Regions from separate parts of the Homo sapiens genome. Here region 2 is linked to region 1. Evidence: chromatin contacts called from ENCODE Hi-C or POLR2A ChIA-PET data. All regions are on one chromosome and are shown on one strand. Each heading gives the region's core, a stretch centred on a gene start or an enhancer-like site at or near the end of the contact. The rest is flanking DNA. Distances are from core to core; before and after follow the strand shown.

The links. A loop is a pair of places that touch in the nucleus more often than their neighbours do. ChIA-PET counts read pairs that join two places held with the same protein, here RNA polymerase II (POLR2A). Pooled maps may share reads with other maps.
Region 2: a map of dorsolateral prefrontal cortex shows a loop between it and region 1 (3-fold over the local background). The contact joins the promoter of COMMD4 here to the promoter of C15orf39 in region 1. A Hi-C loop is called at or near these places in 4 of 168 maps with a recorded cell type or tissue (B cell, dorsolateral prefrontal cortex, heart left ventricle and 1 more) and 9 of 50 pooled maps. POLR2A ChIA-PET finds 5 or more read pairs at or near these places in 2 of 52 experiments (Panc1 and naive thymus-derived CD4-positive, alpha-beta T cell).

What each region holds. Positions count from the first base shown.
Region 1 is chr15:75,200,444-75,203,268 of GRCh38, reverse strand. It overlaps C15orf39 (chromosome 15 open reading frame 39), which reads right to left and starts at 1,387. Exons shown (of 3, transcript NM_015492.5): 1 at 1,210-1,387. RefSeq lists silencers at 251-300, 421-1,580 and an enhancer at 1,062-1,784.
Region 2 is chr15:75,334,631-75,337,455 of GRCh38, reverse strand. It overlaps COMMD4 (COMM domain containing 4), which reads right to left and starts at 1,393. Exons shown (of 8, transcript NM_017828.5): 1 at 1,364-1,393. The coding sequence starts at 1,366. RefSeq lists enhancers at 1,000-1,169, 1,510-1,559.

The DNA.
Region 1 (2,825 bases), core at 138-2,637:
ACCACCGCAGCACCGCCCCTGCCTTACGCAGTGGGAAAGGAAACAGCTCTCTGTTCCCACTTTCACCTTCTAGGGGCCTCGGGATGGCCGATGGCAAAGACCAGGAAGAAGAGCGCGATTCCTGCCCAATTGTGGCCAGCATCTGGATTCTCCCGGAGGGCTGGATCGGGCCTCGCCGAGTGTTCTCCCATCTCCCACCTTCCCTACCTGAGGCTCTGGGCTCTCCAGACGCTACAACCCAACCTGGGGCAGCCCAAAGTCTCCAGTGGAGGGGAAAGCGAACGGGATCGGTCTCTATCCCCTTTCCCCTACCCGCCCTGAACATAACTCGGGTGCCTAGGGCCCACAGCCGATTTCGCTTAGAGGCTGCCGCCGCACCCGACCTGGCGGGCTTCCGGGTGTCCCCAAGCCCCTCCCGGCGGCGCCGAGACGCACGTGCATCCAGCAGGCTGACACACAGGCCGCCGCCACGCATGCAAACCCGTGCCTGCACGTACGTGCATGGCCCACATCTGCACACACGCCATTCCAGAACTGCGCTCTCCCCTCGCTCGGGCCCCGGGCATACGTGTGCACGCAGGCAGGCCCGCGCACCCAGCCCCACACCGACGCCCGCGGACCGGCGGGAGGTCCCGGAACAGGGGCGGCCCGGCGACAGGGTCCGGGCAGCCTCCGCCTCAGGGCGATCCTGCCAGCCTGGGCTGAGGCCAGAGGGGTGAGTCAAGAGGTGGCGAGAAAACCGCAGGGCCGTCCCATCCCAGCAGGGCGCGTCCAGGGCCCCGCGGTGCCTCAGCGCCCGGCGCCCCCAGGCCCAGCCCTCCAGTGCCCCCTTGTCCCCATACCTCCTCCTCAACGCCATCCCCCAGCAATCCACGTGACAGGGTCCTGCGGGAGGCCGGAGGGCTCGGCCTGAGTTCCTTCTCGCCAGATTAGGCGCCTGTTCTCCGCCGGAGACCCAGAGCGCTACCAGGTCCCGGGAGCCTCGAAGTCCGGGGAAAGTCGGAGCAGCAGCGCCACCCCTGCCCCGCAGCCCGTTCGCGGGGGGCCGGCGGCAGCCAGAAGCCGCAGCCCCTCGGCCCAGGCGCGGCTCCCTCAGTCCCCGGGCCGGCCGGTAGGGGCGCCCTGGGGCAGCGCCACCCGCCCCTTCTCCACGCGCCGCCCGCAAACTCGGCCCAAGTTTCCGCGCCCGCCGAGCGGGCGAGCTCCTACCTGCAGAGCGCCAGGACTCCCGCCGCCGCTACCCCAGGCGGCCTCCGCGTCCGCATCCTCCAGCGTCTCTCAGGCCGCGGGTCCTAGTCCGACCGGGCCCTGCGCGGGAAGTCGCAGTGAGCACCAAGCCCGGAGCAACCCTCCTAGCTGCCGTTCGCGCCGCCGCTGGGCGCCGTCTGCGGTCCCGGGCGGGGCGGGCTGGGGGCGGGGCGGGGGCGGGGCGACTCGCAGGGTTGGGGAAGAGCCCGGCCCCGCCTCTGGGAGCCTGCGCTCCTGTGGGCAGCGGGTGCGGAGGGCCCGCGTGGGGCCAGCTCGCTAGGAGCGGGCTGCGGGCGCTGTGCACCGCCCGTAACCGCCACGCTCCACGAACCAGTGCCCGGCGGGCCCGTCACGCGCCCTCAGTCGCTCCCTTAGATCGTTCATTCACTGCCACTTGCTGCGATGTGACCTTGCGCCTGCCGCTTGACCTCGCTGAGCTTCAGTTTCCTTATTTGCAAAAGTGGAATTCTGTCTTCCTCATAGCGGTGGCGGTGTAAGCTTGGAAAAGGGTGTTTGCAAATATCTGGCACACAGTAGGTGCCGGCATTCCCCTGTCCAGCACTAGTGTATTAGGGGGCTGGAGAAGGGCTCCTTGATCTGTCCCCTCATTTCGTTGTAGTCAATGAGGGCAATTTCCAGACTCCTGCTAGGGCACGGCAACTGTCTGAGGAAGCGGCAATCTCCCCATCCCTGGAAGGGCCGGGAATGAGGGTGCTGGGGGATTTGCAAAGTAGCCTGGGTGAGGCTCCCTCCATGAGGCAGACCGGCGCGCAGCCTGTGAGGCGGGTGGAGTGGAGCACGCCCAGCCAGGAATGGTGTGTTGCAAAGAGAGGCTGGAGGGGGGAAGGGGTGCCTCTCCCTGGACCATCTGACTGTGGATGAGAGCCCCTCAGTGCTGCTACTTTATCTGAAGGAATCTGGTCCGTCAAAGCTCCTGGGCTGCCCGAGGACTGGGAACAGGTGTGTGCAGTGGGGAAGGGGAGGGCAGGTGGACATGCCAAAGGTCAGAGTCAGTTCAGGAAGCAAAACTATCCCCTCAGATCCCAAAGGTAAGTTCTGCCTGAGTCAGAGCAGAGCAGGCCTGAGGCTGCAGGTTCCAAGAATCACCAAGCAGCTGGAGCAGCTGGAGCTGAGGAGGAGGGGCTGGGCGCTGCAGGTAGGAAGAGGAAGTGAGGTCACCTGGGGAGCGGGGGCGGGAGGTGGGGGGAGAGTGTCACTTCATTTAGAGCTGGAAGGACCTTAGAAATAGAGTCGGGAACCATATAGGGAGAGACACTCAGAGAGGGTTGGGGCTTTCCCCAGGTCACTCAGCAGGCTGGGACAAAATCCCAGATCTCCTGGCTCCCAGCCTGGGGCCCTTCCTGCAGCCACACCTTAGCGTCAGGAAAATACATCTGCGCGCGGACAGCTAGGGGTCACACCAAACATCATACCCTTAACCCCAGCCTGCAGCCCCGTGGGTCACAGGCTATTCACTGCTCTTGCCCCTTACCAACTCTGCTCGCCCCTCCTCCTCCAGCACCGCGCCGGCGACCCTGTCCCTGCCCTGCTAGTGGGGTGGAAGGAGGGCTGTGTTC
Region 2 (2,825 bases), core at 144-2,643, 130 kb before region 1:
CACACTCGGCTAATTTTGTATTTTTAGTAGAGACAGAGTTTCACTATGTTAGCCAGGCTGGTCTTGAACTCCTGACCTCAAGTGATCCGTCCCCCTCAGCCTCCCAAAGTGCTGGGATTACAGGCGTGAGCCACGGCGCCTGGCCAGTGGCTTGCTATCCTTTAAGTGACACATCAGACCAGCCCTTCTTTTTTTAAAAAATAAAAAAATAAGACAGAGTCTCCCTCTGTTGCCCAGGCTGGAGTGCCATGGCCATGCTGGTCTCGAACTCCTGACCTCAGGTGATCCACCCTCTTCACTCTCCCAAAGTGCTAGGATTACAGGCATGAGCCACCGCACCCAGCCAGAACAGCCTTTCTTGATTATACTTCTTAAAATAGCCCCTCACACAAGGAAATTATGGAGGCCAGTGGATACGTTCATTATCTTGATTGTGGTGATCCAAGAGCCAGGAAGATTTGTTCTCTACTTGTCCAGCCTCATCTTTCCCTAACCTGCAGATGATACTCTCCCAGCTATGGGAAATGCATCCATTCCTGGGGAGCCATACTCTCTCTAACCTGAAGTCTCTGCACATGCTGTTCCCTGTCTGAAGACACACGTCTCCCACCCTTGCCTCCCTACCCCTGGTACACAAACTGTACTTCAGCCAGCCAGCTCCTGCCATCCATCCGCCTTTAAGTTTGATGGCATCCTTAGGAAGCCCCCTTAGCACTACACACAAGGCGCAGTTAGGTCTCTGCCCCTGGAGCCTTAGCTATGACTCCAATTCAAGCCTCCGATTTCCCCTTCCCTTGGCAGCTCAAGTCCTCCCAGTGCCTAGCACACTTCATGGTATAGACCAGGCGCTTAGAACGTACGGATGGATGGATTGGATGGATGGATGGATAAGTCTCAACCCCAAAACTACTACTTTCTGGCTCTGGAAAGAGCGGAGGGGCTTCCTAACAGTGTGGAAGAGTGAGCCTGATTCTAAGCACCTTCTTGTACAAGCCCCACGGCAGGGCTGGGGAAGGGGGTATCCTTGGGAGGTCCTCTTGGGGATGGGGAAGACCTGAAAGGACTCCCAGCTCCAGACAAGCCCTAGTTCCTGCCCCGGGAGGCAGGGGCCCTTCCTTCCGCCAGGGAAGCACCGGGACTCTAAGCCGGCCGGCCTGCTCTGTCTTACCCGCCCCGTACCCCCGCCCCCGTCTCGGGAGCGGGAGAGTGGTGGACTTTTCCCTACCAGACTCACAGCCCTCACGCCCGCACACACTGTGTTTGCGGAGAGGCCAGTACAACCTCCCCCAGTTTCCGGAGCCACTTGGCGCCCCCTCATTCCCGCTCCAGCAGCCCAAGCCTCGCTTCGCCCCTAGTGCCTCACCATCGCGCCAAGAAGCCAGGGCCCGGGAATTTCTTTTTCCGGTCCCGCAGGGTCAGCTGAGTCGACGATCACGTGACTTGGACTAACTGCCTCTGGGAGGGCGGGGCCTGCTCGAGTGAGGCCGGGAGCGGACCGCAGCCCGCTGGAGGTGCAGGGGGCGAAATGCTGGCGTCTCCTCCTCCGTCTCCCAGAATCCTTCCCTGGAAAAAACTGGCGCCAACCGCCAGTTTAACTGAGGACCGAATTAAGACATTAGGAAAGACAGTGGAAGTTATTTCATTTGTTTAACTTAAGGGGGTAGGATCCCGGGAGCCAGGGTGTTTCAGGTCATTGACACGTTTTCCACTGTTAAGCGAATAGCATTATTCACAGCTGCGGGCTGTGGCAAAAGACATTTTAAAAACTATTGACGTCTACTACACATACAGAAAATTGTACCTATTATAAAGCTTAATAAGTTTTCATCAACTGTACACCTCACATAACCAGCACCCAGGTAAGGAAATAAACCAGATAACTTCTTCAAGTGCATGGGTATTTTATTTCATTTTGATGAATCATCTAGGTGCCTAGCAAAAAGGGCTGTCATAATTACTTGCTCAGGAAAACTCCCTACAGCTTCAACATCAATAGATGCTTATCTTAATTTTTGCCAGTCTGATGGGGAAGAAAAATCGGTTGCTTAGGTTGCAGTGGTAGTCTGATTACTGGTAGCTCTGAGCTAATGGGTAGTCTAGAACAACTAAGTTTCCGACATTGACTTGAAGAGGCAAAAACAAAAAGACAAAACAACAAGAAAAATACATTTGAGAATAGACTAATAACCAGAGACAAAATTGAATACAGTCGTCCTTTGGTAACCTCAGGATGTTGGTTCCAGGACCCCAGAGATACCAAAATTCACAGATACTCAAGTCCCTGATATAATATGGCATAGTATTTGCAAATAACCTGTGCACATCCTTCCGTATACTTTAAATCATCTCTAGATTACTATAATACCTAATACAACGTAAATGCTTTGTAAATAGCTGTTATAAAGTTTTTTAATTTTTTTTTTTGAGACGGAGTCTTGCTCTGTTGCCCAGGCTGGAGTGCAGTGGCGCGATCTCCACTCGCTGCCAGCTCTGCCACCCGGGTTCACGCCATTCTCCTGCCTCAGCCTCCCGAGTAGCTGGGACTACAGGCGCCCGCCACTGCACCCGACCTGTGTTTTTTTATTGTTTTACTTTTTCCAAATATTTTCGATGCACAGTTGGTTAAATCCAAGGATCCAGAACCTCAGGATACAGAGGGCTGACTGTAGTTTGAGCTCTCTCCTCAATTCCATGCCTATCCCATGCAACAGGTGCAGCTGGTTTTATTGTTGCAGGCTTTCAGGTTTTTAAAAGACAGAGCCCATGACAATTAAACTGCACTATAAAATAGAAATGTAAAGTGTCCCCAATTCATGGTAAAATTG